Linked DNA regions of Homo sapiens: region 1 is linked to region 2. The links are chromatin contacts, found by Hi-C or POLR2A ChIA-PET in ENCODE. All regions are on one chromosome and are shown on one strand. Each heading gives the region's core, a stretch centred on a gene start or an enhancer-like site at or near the end of the contact. The rest is flanking DNA. Distances are from core to core; before and after follow the strand shown.

Evidence for each region. A loop is a pair of places that touch in the nucleus more often than their neighbours do. ChIA-PET counts read pairs that join two places held with the same protein, here RNA polymerase II (POLR2A). Pooled maps may share reads with other maps.
Region 1: a loop to region 2 is called in a pooled map, with 2.3 times the contacts of the local background. The contact joins two enhancer-like sites. A Hi-C loop is called at or near these places in 2 of 50 pooled maps. POLR2A ChIA-PET finds 5 or more read pairs at or near these places in 4 of 52 experiments (CD4-positive, alpha-beta memory T cell, CD8-positive, alpha-beta memory T cell, WTC11 and 1 more).

Annotation. Positions count from the first base shown.
Region 1 is chr17:2,120,652-2,127,526 of GRCh38, forward strand. All of the region lies in intron 13 of SMG6 (SMG6 nonsense mediated mRNA decay factor), which reads right to left. It also overlaps the pseudogene MCUR1P1. Among named protein-coding and RNA genes, the nearest start is that of SMG6-AS1, 34 kb to the left of the region's middle. RefSeq lists enhancers at 1,988-2,047, 3,253-3,302. Within about 2 kb of position 3,185, at least 31 of the 41 ENCODE cell types and tissues checked have a DNase peak (open chromatin) inside an H3K27ac peak, as active enhancers do.
Region 2 is chr17:2,279,093-2,285,193 of GRCh38, forward strand. It overlaps SMG6 (SMG6 nonsense mediated mRNA decay factor), which reads right to left. Exons shown (of 19, transcript NM_017575.5): 7 at 4,533-4,643; 8 at 3,555-3,767. Among named protein-coding and RNA genes, the nearest start is that of SMG6, 22 kb to the right of the region's middle. Within about 2 kb of position 3,404, at least 2 of the 41 ENCODE cell types and tissues checked have a DNase peak (open chromatin) inside an H3K27ac peak, as active enhancers do.

The DNA of each region.
Region 1 (6,875 bases), core at 1,935-4,434, 160 kb before region 2:
GGTCAAGTCTGCAGTGAGCTGTGATTGTGCCACTGCTCTTTGGCTTGGGTGATAGAGCAAGACCCTGTCTGAAAAAACAAAAAGCATACAACTTCATTAGTCATCAGGGAGATACAAATTAAAGCCAAAAATGATATATCACCAGTCACCACACACCTACCAGAAAGAGGATGTGAAGCAATGGGAAGTGTCATAATTGTTGGAGTCTAACAAAATCATCTTTGGAAAAAGCTGTAGGGCAGGGGTATCCTGGGCCACGATGGAAGAAATGCCTTGGGCCACGCGTAAAATATAATAGCACCAACTATAGATGATGAGCTTAAAAAAAAGCGGGGGGCAAAAAAGCTCATAATGTTTTAAGAAAGTTTACGAATTTGTGTTGGGCTGCATTCAAAGCATCCTGGGCTGCGTGCAGCCTGTGGGCCACGGGTTGGACAAGCTTGGTCCAGGGGATCTCTAATAAAAAATGCACATCTAATCTCTGACTCAGCAATTCTAATCCTAGGCATTTACTCAAGTGAAAACACATGTCCAAAAACAGATTTGTGTACAACTATTCACAGCAACTTTATTCATAACAGCTAAAAACTAGAAACAGATTCACTGTCAACCAGATAAACTGTGACATATTCATAAAATGGAATACTACTCAGCAATAAAAAGGAGTGAGCTACTAATATATACTAATATATGTAACAACACAGAGGAATCTCAAAAAGATTAAGCTAAATGAAAAAAGCCTTTCTCAAGAGCATGTACTTATTGTGTGATTCCATTTATATGGGGTTCTAAAATAGGCAAATCTAATCTTGGTGGAAAAAATCAGAACAGAGCTTGCCTCTGGGGACAGAGGTGGAGATAAGGGATTATAATATAATTATATGATTATTTATATATACACACACACACATATATGTATATATGTACATGTCTGTCTGTGTGTGTGTGTGTGTGTGTGTGTGTGTGTGTGTGTGTGTGTGTGTGTGTGTGTGTGTAGAGAGAGAGAGAGTATCACCCAGGCTGGAGTACAGTAGCATGATTTTGGGCTCACTACAGCCTTGACCTCCTGGGCTACTAAAGCAGCTCTCCCGAGTAGCTGGGTCAACAGGTGCTAGCCACTACATTTGGCTAATTTTTGTATTTTTTGTGGAGATGGGGTTTCGCCATGTTGCCCAGGCTGGTCTTTTCTTTTCTTTTCTTTTGAGATAGTCTCACTCTGTCGCCCAGGCTGGAGTGCATGGCGCAATCTCAGCTCATTGCAACCTCTGCCCTCCTGGGTTCAAGCAATTCTCATGCTTCAGCTTCCTGAATAGCTGGGATTATAGGTGCCCGTCACCACATCCAGCTCATTTTTGTATTTTTAGTAGAGACGGGGTTTCACCATGTTGGCCAGGATGGTCTCGAACTCCTGGCTGCAAGCAATCTGCCCGCCTTGGCCTCCCAAAGTGCTAGGATTATAGGCATTAAAAAAATTATTTAAAAGAAGAAAAAATGGATGGATGGGTGGATAGATGGGGGAAGAGAGGGAGAGAGAGAAATAAACAGATAACATGATAAGACAAATACAGTAAAATGAGAATCACAGCATGTAGGTACTGGGTATAAGTGAGCTCACTGGAGAATGTTCAACTTTGCTGTATAATAAAATGTTGGAAAATCAATCACATCACTAAAAAAATAAAAAGACAATATCTGGAAGCAGTGGACCTAGTCAGATTAAAAAAAGAAAATCTGCATCAATCCCTGTTGCCGTCACTAAACAGCTGTCTCATTAGCTATTAAGGAAAACACAGTGTCAGAGGGCTGGTTTTGCCATGTAAAAGAAGTCTTCAGCTTGCTGTGTCCTAACACTGGATCGCATATAAATCCCCAAATTCTAAAGGCTAGAAAGGTTTAAAATGTAGATGCAGCTTCAATATCCAGGAGGCAGAACTAAGAACAAGAGATGTAAATCTAGCTCTGGCAGTGGGAAGCGGGGCGGGGGGCAATGGCGAAGCTAAGTTAGAAGCCGCGAGCCACTTAGCCTCTCCAGCTCCAGTAGTTCTGTGTCTGGACGTCGGCCCCATATACTGGCTTAAAACCTCAAGATACTAGAGGATCTCACCAGTGGGAGGTGCCAGAGCAGCTGAAACATGTCCCTGTAAACAATAAATGTTTATCTGGGCAGATAACCTGGCAGACAGCCTTATTCTCATCTTAGGCAACTCGAAACTCCACAACAGGAGACTGAGCACAGAGGGGCCCCTTCCTCTTTGCCACATGGGTAGGAAGCAGAGATGGAGGTGGTCCTGGCTCCTACCACATGAGGGGTGGCAGAAAGCCACTCTCTGTAAATGCCAGCTTCTTCCCTGCTGGATGATGGCCAGATTCCCTTAAACACAGAGGGTGGGGACAGAGAAGTCAAGTGAAGCAACGCTAGACAATGCTGCCGCATAACGCTGGCTGCTCCACCGCAGCCCTGAAGGTATGAGGAAACCCTGGCGTGTTGGCGGCTGCCTCAGGAACCGCGCTGGCTAAGGGCTTCCCCAGGCCTGGGTGGGAGGCTTGTCACTGACTCTGGCCACACACATAGGCTTGGTCGCCACCTCGGTCAGTGGCAAACAGCTGCTGAGAGGGGAGGGGAGGAGTAGACCCAGGGGTGCTGTGTGCTGCACAGCCAAATCTTCCACTTCTGGAGACTCCAAACGATATTCCTAAGAGCCATATGGCTTAAACCCCATGGAGGTACCAGGAAAAAGGCAGTACGACGGAAAGAGGCAGCTGGAAGGAAGGAATGGAAGTGTGTTAACGGCACAGAAACTCCTTTCATTGACAATTAACTGCAAACAATTTTATTACCAGTTCTGAAACCCCAATCCCTAACTGATGAATTAAATCTTGGCAATGGTTATTCCTCCCACCTATACACTTCTGCCCACACTCTTCTTGGAAGGAGAGAGGACAGGGAAGTGAAACCCACAGTATGCCAAAAGGGAAGTCGAGCTCTCATTCATAAGACTACTAAGCTCTCTCCCAGGGAAGAGAATGGAGATGGCACAACAAAGGCTCTTTGCTCTGAAATAGCACCGAAGTGAAGCCCGGCAGAGCCAGGGTGTGGATCTTGGATGGAGTGCAGAGGAGGAGTGTGTTTGTGTATATGTTTGTGCTCATCTGGTTTTTGTTGGGGGAAGGTGACAATTCATTCTTTTGATTTCATTCAAACTTAGAGCTGCTTTTATAATCACTTCCTGAAAACAGAGCAGGAAGAGAGTGCTATCTGCTCACCCCACCCTCCATTTAACACTGCCCCAGCAATCCAACTATGTGCTTTACACTGAGAGGCCAGCTTCTTGCCTTTGGCAGCACTGAAGGCCAGACATTACCAGCACTCCTGTGTACAGCTCAAGGCTCCACCCAAATCAGACTGCACACACTGAATCCAAGAGGAATATCATTCCAGAACAACAACCCAGGAGAGAGAGAGGAGAGCTGAGCAGGCTGGGTGGGACAGTTGGGGCACTTCTAACTTCTGACACCAGGACACCCAAGTGGTTGGCAGAGGCATTTTGGTAGTGCGGTGACAGATCAACTGTAGTGTGGGAAATCCCAAATGCTACAGTAAAGAAGTTATCTCTGTACAAAGAAAGGGGTGACAATAAGGGTGGGGTACAGGCCACAGGGCAGTAAGGTAGAGAAATCAGTTTTAGCGAACTGGCTAACTACTGGGTTAGTCCAATTCTGAATACACAAGTAATATTCTAGCCTCTTTTCAGGAGAGACTGATGTAGAGTAGTCATGGGCAGGCCAGGGAACAAAGTTCCATTTCTGGCCTAAAGTGGATTGGAGGGTTCCTCCGCAGAGAGTCGTAACAGAGTGTTTATATAAAACCCCACAAACCCACTGCTCCTGGCTGTCCAAGGCCAAAGGCATCTTCTTCCTGGAGAGCTGTGTCTCTTACCCTCTAGGCTCTAAGACTCCCTATTTTACTTAGTCAGGTTTCCTGTTTACTCTGAGACCTGTGATCTCCCCGGGGAGTCATTAGAGAGAAGCTGGGGAAGGGGCAGCAGGGAGACGGAACAGTACTAAGGACACAGGTCTTCCGCATCCTACCATTACTTCTTACATGGCAGAAAAACGAATGGACACTGAAAGGGGGTTTCCTGGTTTAATTAATTATTTACAGCGTTTATTCTTTATTTTTTGTTTCTAACGTGCAGGCATCTCTTAGACTGCTGACCCTCAAGGAAAATGCAATTGGGAGCACAACCATGATTGGCACCGAAAGGCATTTTTTGTTGCTGTTCCCATGAGAACCCCATCAGAATGATGAACAAGGTACATACGCTGCTATAAAATAATCAGCATCTCCATTTGGAGAAGGAATTTCTTTTAAAAACACCTCATTTGGGGCACTATGGTCTCTTCTTCTATGGAAATAGGAAGAGGCAGAAGGAGTTCCATTCCTGCCAGAGCAGAGTCTACTTTTTGCTAATTTTTTGGAAAACAAGAGGTTCTCTTTGGCTCTGGAGAAAAACAGACATTTCCAAAGGGAAAATAGAGAAGGAGACAGGGTCTGATGTGGCAAGACTTGTAGCCCTCTCATATCTCCGAGACAGAGATAACCTGGAGGGACCGAAACCCCCTATTTATTCACCCTTCTAACCATGCATTCCATACAATCCAGACATCCTGAGACCAATGATGATTCAGATACTACAAGGCCTCTGAAGACGTCACTACGATCCTACGATTTAGGAAGAAAAGAAAATCTGAGGATAATTCTCTTGGGCTTGCTGGCCAATAGGATGATGATTAGCTACAATATGGCCAAACAAATTTAAATTTCCTAAAATTGAATATAATTAAAAACGGAGTTCCAATAAATGGAAAAACATTCTATGTTCATGAATTGGAAGACTTAATATTGTTAAGCTGACTACAGTAACCAAAGCAATCTACAGATTCAATGCAGTTCCTATCAAAATCCCAATGGCATTTTCCACAGATCCATAAAAACATCTTAAAATTCATATGGAATCTAGCTGGATGCAATGGCTCATGCCAGTAGTCCCAGCACTCTGGGAGGCCAAAGCGGGCAGATTGCTTGAGGTCAGGAGTTGGAGACCAGCCTGGTCAACATGGCAAAACACCGTCTATACTAAAAATACAAAAATCAGCTGGGTGTGGTGGCGCATGCCTGTAATCCCAGGTACTTGGGAGGCTGAGGCACAAGAATCGCTTGAACCTGAGAGGCAGAGGTTGCAGTGAGCTGACATTGTGCCACTGCACTCCAGCCTGGGAGATGGAGTGAGAACCCATCTCAAAAAAAAAAAAAAAAAAATCATATGGAATCTTAAGGGACCCCATACAGCCAAATTAATCGTGAAAAAGAACAAAAGTTAAAGGGCTCATGCTTCTGGATTTCAAAACTTACTGCAAAACTATACTAATCAAAACGGTGTGGTACTGGCATAGAATAGAACAGAAAACCTAGAAGTAAACTCTCACAAATACAGGGTCAACTGACTTTTGACAAGGGTGTCAAGACCAATTCCAATCTTATGGAAGGAATAGTCTTTTCAATAAAAAGAGCTTAAAAAAACCTGGATATTCACATGCAAAAGAATGAAGCTGAACCCTTACCTAAGACCATATACAAAAACAAATTCAAAATGGATCAAAGACCTAAAAAGAGCTAAAACTAGAAAACTCTTAGAAGAAAGCATAAGGGAAAATCTTTATGACACTGGATTTGGCAATGATTTCTTGGATATGACATCAAAAGCATAGGAAACAAAAGAAAAAAATAAGCAGACCAGACACAGTGCCTCATATTTGTAATCCCAGCACTTTGGGAGGCTGAGGCAGGCAGATCACTTGAGGTCAGGAGTTGAGACCAGACTGGCCAACATGGTGAAACCCCATCTCTACTAAAAATACAAAAACTAGCCAGGTGGGCCCCTGTAATCTCAGCTATTTGAAAGGCGGGGCACAAGAATCACTTGAACCCGGGAGGTGGAGGTTGCAGTGAGCCAAGATCAAGCCACTGCACTCTGGCCTGGGCAACAGAGTGAGGCTCAGTTTCAAAAAAAAAAAAAAAAAAGCAAACTGGACTTTATCAAAATTAAACACTTTTGTGCATCAAAGGTGGAAACTCACACCAGTAATCTCAGCACTTTGGGAGGCTATGGTGGGACGATCACTCGAGGCTGAGGAGTTCAAGAGAAGCTTTGACAACATGGGGAGACCCTATTTCTACACACACACGCACACACATGCACACAGACACAAACATACATGCACACATGCGCACACATGCACACACACACATATACGCGTGAACACACGCGTGCATATAATTAGCTGGGTGTGGTGGTACGTGCTTGTGGTCCCAGCTACTTAGGAAGCTGAGGTGGGAGGATCCCTTGGGCTTGGGAGTTCGAGGCTGCAGTGAGCCGTAATGGTGACACTGCACTCCAGCCTGGGCAACACAGAGAGACCTTGTCTCAAAAAAAAAAAAAAAAAAAAAAAGACAAATATTGCATGATTCTACTTATATGAGATACTTACAATAGGGAAATGCATAGAGCTAGAAAGTAGAAGTTGCCAGGGGAAGGGGGAATGAGGAGTTACTGTGTAATGGTTACGGCGTTTGGAATGATGAAGAGTTCTGGAAATGGATAGTAGTGATGGTCGCACAACACTGTGAATGTACTTAATGCCACTGAGTTGTACACTTAAGAAATGGTTGAAATGGTAAATCCTTTTCCCCCCCTCTTTAAATAGACACTTTATTAGATCCACAGGTGATAAAATCCCAGAGCTACTGTTAGGCACGTAAATATAGACCCTGCTAAATATTTAATATTATCAAGCTTGTATGACTCAAGCATGGT
Region 2 (6,101 bases), core at 2,154-4,653:
GTTATTACAAAGGCGAAATGGCCAGTCTCAGGGATCAGGAAACGCTTCCTTGAAAACGTGACATTTAGGCTGAGACCTGAAGGGTAAGAAAGAAAGTGACTGATAAAGGCAGAAATACCAGTGAGAGGTAAGAGCGGTGCGGGCAGAGAGATGAACAACAGCCAGGAGCCAGAAAAGAGCTTGGATCCTTCAAGGAAGAAGCCAGTGTGGCTGGAATACAGTAACAAAGGAAGAAAAGTATGAAAAGTGTAAGATTTGAAGTAGCAGGAGCCAGATCATGAGGAGCCTAGTGGACTATGTCGAGGATTTTAGACCTGATTGTAAGAGCACACAGAAATAACTAAACACTTTCAAGAAGGCAGTGGCATGATCAGAAATGGATATTTGGAAGTTCATTCATTTGGGTTACTGTCTAAAATGAAAGGCCAGAAGAGGACCAGGAATAAATCTGAAAAGACCATTATGAACTTCTTTCCATAGTATATGGATTACTGAAATGGTGATAGCTTGAACTACGATGGCAGCAATGAGAAAGGAGAGAAGTGGATGGCTTCAAGTTACGATTAGGAGGTGGACTCAACAGTATCCACCTCCTAATACCAGGTGGTACTGACTGGATGTGGGGACAGAGGAAAGGAACATGTCAAGCACGACTCCAGTCGCTCACAGGAGAACTTCTCACACTCTAGACTCCAGCCATACTGAACTACTCGCAGTTCCTGAAGCCTCCATGCCTCATCCACATTTTCATGCCTCCAAGTAGAAATGCCTTTACGACATCTTTAAGCTGCAAAATGCGGCCTCGCCCCAGCCTTCCCTAACCATGACTGGATTAGGTGTTCCAACTGCATGCTCCCACGGCCTCTCATGCTTGCCTTTATCACAGTACTTACCACACGGAACTATAATGACACACCTATGTCTTCCTCACGTGACCAAGTGCTCTTTGAGGTTAAAAATCATTTTTGGTTATTTTAATTTCTCTATCCTCAATGCTTACTTCTTATCAATGTGTGTGTTCCAAGGAACAGAGAAAGCAAGCTAAGCTCTTGGGACCTACTGTGAGAGAAAAAAAAGAATATAGGAAGCTAACTTGGGCCTAAGAAAGCAGGTAAAAATGGCAGTGTGGTTTCCTGGATAGATAAATGAAAAGTTATGAAACTGCAGATTTCTTTTTCTTTTTTTTTTGAGACAAAGTCTGGCTTCTTTGCCCAGGCTGGAGTGCAGTGGCACGATCTCGGCTCACTGCAACCTCCGCCTCCCGGGTTCAAGCAACTCTCCTGCCTCAGCCTCCCGAGTAGCTGGGATTACAGGAGTGCGCTGCCACGCCCAGCTAATTTTTTTGCATTTTTAGTAGAGACAGGGTTTCACCATGTTGGCCAGGCTGGTCTCGAACTCCTGACCTTGTGATCTGCTCGCCTCGGCCTCCTAAAGTGCTGGGATTACAGGCGTAAGCCACCGCGTCAGGCCAGAAACTGCAGATTTCTTCGAGGGCTGGTAGCCTAAAATGAAAAGCTCAAACTCAAAGATTTAAATTTAAAGAAAATTAAGGGTAATAGTTACCCAAGGATGATGTACAAACTAAAAATATATAGTTTCATCAATAGTTTAGAAAACAAATTACCACGTTGTAGTCTACCTACAAGAATTTAAAGTTTTTACCAAAAATATATTCATCTATTATTTGTATAATTAGAAATAAAATGGGACAGACATGATACACCTCATGCCTGTAATCCCAGATCTTTGGGAGGCCACGGGAGGACTGCTTGAGGCCAGGAGTTTGAGACCAGCCTGCGCAACAGGGCAAGTCTCCATCGCTACAAAAAATTAGCTGGGTGTGGTGGCATGTGCCTGTAGTCCTAGCAACTCAGGAGGCTGAGGCAGGAAAATCACTGGAACTCAGGATTTCGATCGCATCACTGCACTCTGGCCTGAGCAACAGAGACCGACCCTGTTTTTGATTGTATTCATTTATTTTTTGGAAGGCAGAGTCTCACTCATCACTCAGGCTGCAGTGCAGTGGTGCAGCCTTGACGCTCTTGGGCTCATTCTTGACTTTTTTGAGACAGGGTCTTGCTCTGGCACCTACGCTGGATCATAGCTCATGACATCCTTGAACTCCTGGACTCAAGCAATCCTCCTGCCTCAGACTCCTGAGTAGCTAGAACTAGAGGCCCGCATCACCATGCCCAGCCAATTTTGAAAATTTTTTTACAGAGACAGAAGCCTCGTTTTGTTGACCAGGCTGGTACTGAATTCCTAGGCTCCAGCGAACCTCCTGCCTTGGCCTCCCAAAGTGCTGGGATTACAGATGGGAGCCACCACACCAGACCTTGACTCTTTCTTCTCCCTGAGCTCCCCACGTTCAACCAAGTCTTTTGGATTCTACTGTAATAATATGACTTGTGTCTGTTCACTTCTTCCCACCTCCAAAGCCATTTCTTGGTTCAAGTCTTTTTCATATCTCACTTGGAACTACCGCAGCACCCTCCTTGTCTCCTATTTCTAGTCTTACTCTTCTCCAAACATTTTACAAAGCGGCCAGGGTTTATTTCTGAAGAGCAGATGTTATTCCCCTATTTAAAGCATCCAATAGCTTCCTACTATTTTCAGGATAAAGGTCAAATAATTTATCATATGACCCTTCAACATCTAGCCCCAGCTTACACCACCCACTGGGTGAATTTTACCCTTAAGGCGCAACGAACCAGCCACTGCAGTTTTCCACCTACCGTGCTCTCTCTCCCCCAGCCAGCCTCAGCCCTTTGCATATGCTATTTCCTTTGCCTGGGAATCACTTTACCACCTCCCTTTCCTTCTCAAGCTAACTCCTACTTGTTCTTTATACTTCAATTGACCAATGGCTGCTTTGGTCCCATGGCTATGTGCTCTCATATACTGGGTGTGCACCCCAAAAACAGAAGTAATTACAATGTTAAGTCTCTTGCGTCCTCCACTAGAATGCACTGAGACAGCAAGAGATCTTGTTCACTGTTATCTTTAGTGACTGGCACACTGTCGATAATTACTTACTGAGTCAATGAAGAGGAGAAATCTTCTAAACAAGCCTGTGATTTTTCTACTGTCATTTCTCCTGGCTTAAAGGAAAAAGTCCCCGCCCAAGAGTTATAAGAGGATATCCCATAGAAAGCCCATCACAAATCAGACTAACTAACCTATCCATGCTACTTTAGTTCATTCTCGGAATATAAGGTCAACCAAGAGGAAAAGATAAGTACAAAATCCCACATAGAATCCTAAAGCATCATGTTGATGACGCTGAACAAAAAGCAGCAAAAAAAAAAAAAAAAAAAAAAAAATTCTAATCCTACTTTTACTAAATTCTGCAGTGACACATAGTGGTGAGAGAGGGAAGTACATAATAAAGATAAAGGAAGCGTACATGAGAAGGGAAAAGACCATCAGGGAGCCTCAAGTGGTTTGTCTTCCTTGCAATCAGTGGGAAGTATCTGTGCCTCACAGCTGTATGAACCAGGGCACCCAGGCTTACTGAGCTAGTTTGGCTCATTGCATCATTCTCAGGAACTTACATCACTGGGACTCAGGCTGCCCAGCCCATTCTCTTGCTCAGAATCCTTCCCAGACTCAGTGCCCTGGGAAGACCGTGGATGGGATGGATGAATCCAGATCTCCAGGCGAGTGGTGTCATCTCCAACATGCCGGAAAGTAGACTTCTTTCCTTTCCGCCACTGGTCAGGGCTCAGGTCAAATTCCTCATGTTGCTTCTTTTCCATCTGTTCTGCCTATATAACATACAAACACATTAGCTCATGGCCTGGTGTGGTGGCTCACGCCTGTAATCCCAGCACTTAGAGATGCGGAGGCAGGCGGATCACTTGAGGTCAGGAGTTTGAGACCAGCCTGACCAACATAGTGAAACCCTGTCTCTACTAAAAATACAAAATTAGCTGGGTGTGGTGGCGCATATCTGTAATCCTAGCTACTCGGGAGGCTGAGGCATGAGAATCACTTAAATCCGGGAGGCAGAGGTTGCAGTGAGCCAAGATCGCATCACTGCACTCCAGTCTGGGCAACAAGAGCGAAACTCTGTCTCAAAAACAAAAAACACACATGAGCTCAGACTTTCCTGAGACTCAGCTTACAAAGAGAAAAGCCTCACCTCACCGGTATTTATTTGACAATAAAAATACTGTACCACAGTCCCAAAGTAGCAGAGTGTCATCTGCTTTGTTTCATATAGTTATTAATTCTGTAGACTGAAGGCTGTAGAGCACGTACATGTACATCCAAGGGCCCCTGAAAGCTCTCCTGAAGATCACAGTTTTGTTCTGCACAGGGGCTGACCAACTACCCACCAGCACAGTCTGATGGGACCATTTAAGGACACTATGAGTCATTCCCCGAGGACACACAGACACTGAGCAATAACTGCACCTTGGATAAACCTCACTGGCTACGATCCTGCCGGTGCGCAGAGCTAGGGCACACCAACACTCAGGGAAATGCACTATTCGAGGAAGGAAGGGTTCTGCCACATCCCCACTCACCTTCCGCTTGGTCTCTTCAAACAAGCTCATGAGACTCTCCTTGGCAGTCAGGATAGGGTTGCTGGCAGCTAAACTGCGCATATAGTAATAGACAGCGTCAAGCTTCCTCCTCTGTGGAAAGAGGCCAGAGACATTCAGTCAACCAATTCTCGTCCTAACTCCAGCAAGAGGCAGCTGACTCAGGAAACCCTACTATCTCTCCCAGCCTGTCTCCCAAACTGAGAGGAATCCCAACAACAAAATCAGAAATGCTATCCACAGGAGAAGCCATTGCAATTACATCACAGATCTCTTCTTGCACAGTATTATATCTTACATGCAGAGGTGCTCCAAGAACCAAGTACTCATAAGGAGAGAAAGGAATAAACAGGCTCTTAAAATATAAACAGAAATTACATCTTGTTCTTAGAAAAAGCATGATGTTCAATTCACTTTATATTTCCTGTTCTTATCAGAGAGTCAGTATGCTATAATGAAATCACGAAATTACAAGCCAGACAGACCTTGGTCCAAATACTGGCTAATCCAGGAGTTGACTCGGAAACTTTGGACAAAAGACTCCAAGATTATTACATTATTATGTAATAATCTTCCTGAGTTCCTATATCCTCAACATTACAATGGGAGTAATAATACCCAATGGAGGAGTATCCTCAGGTTTACAAAGTGTTGTCCACTGTCTCACACTTAACTGTACTTAATCAATGATGTTGCCATTGTTATTGATAATTTTTTAAAATAAATAAGTAGCTGAGTTGAACATTTTATGGATATTATTCAAGAAATTCAGCAAGTCTATTTATAAGCAATTAATAGGGAAAAGAAGAAGTAAAGAAAAAGGAAGTGGGTCAGAAAGAAGGAAAAAGGAAAACATTGAAACAAAGGCAGAAAGAATATCCAAAAGGCTTTCTCACTTTTTCTCCAACTTCATGTACATTTTCAATGTTTTCCATAACTGTTTCAAAATACATTTAAAATGCTAGCTTCTCTCTCTCCCCAGCGTCTACCCATTCTTCAAAACTCCTATCTTATATTCACCTGGCATGGCTAGAGGTGCAGGTTCTAAGGTCAGTGCCTGAGTCTGAATTCGGTCTTGCATTTATTAGGTATGACACAGCACGTTAACCTAGAGAGGTTTCCTTATTTGCAAAATGGAAATGTTTACAACATATGGCTCCCAAAAAGATTAAAATTATATAATGCATATAGTTTAACAGAATATTTGGCACACCATTACAGTTACTTGGTAGCTATTTTTATTATTATTCCAATCCATACTAATTTCTATCTACACTACTCACCTGATTTGAGACTGTATTATATTAATTCTATAAAATATTTTTTCATATGAAAAAATTTCCAAAACAGAGATACAACTTACAATCGGTATCTATTGTTATGTCTTATTTTAATTTGCAGCATTTTTCTTAGTGGAACAGAAGATAATGGTGCATCTAACAATCAATTACATATTTATCAAGTCTAATTTGCATCACTGTCTATACAGCTCACTTGTTTTCTCAACACATTTTTTTTTTCAGGGAAGAAAGCAAGTCAATATTTTATCAT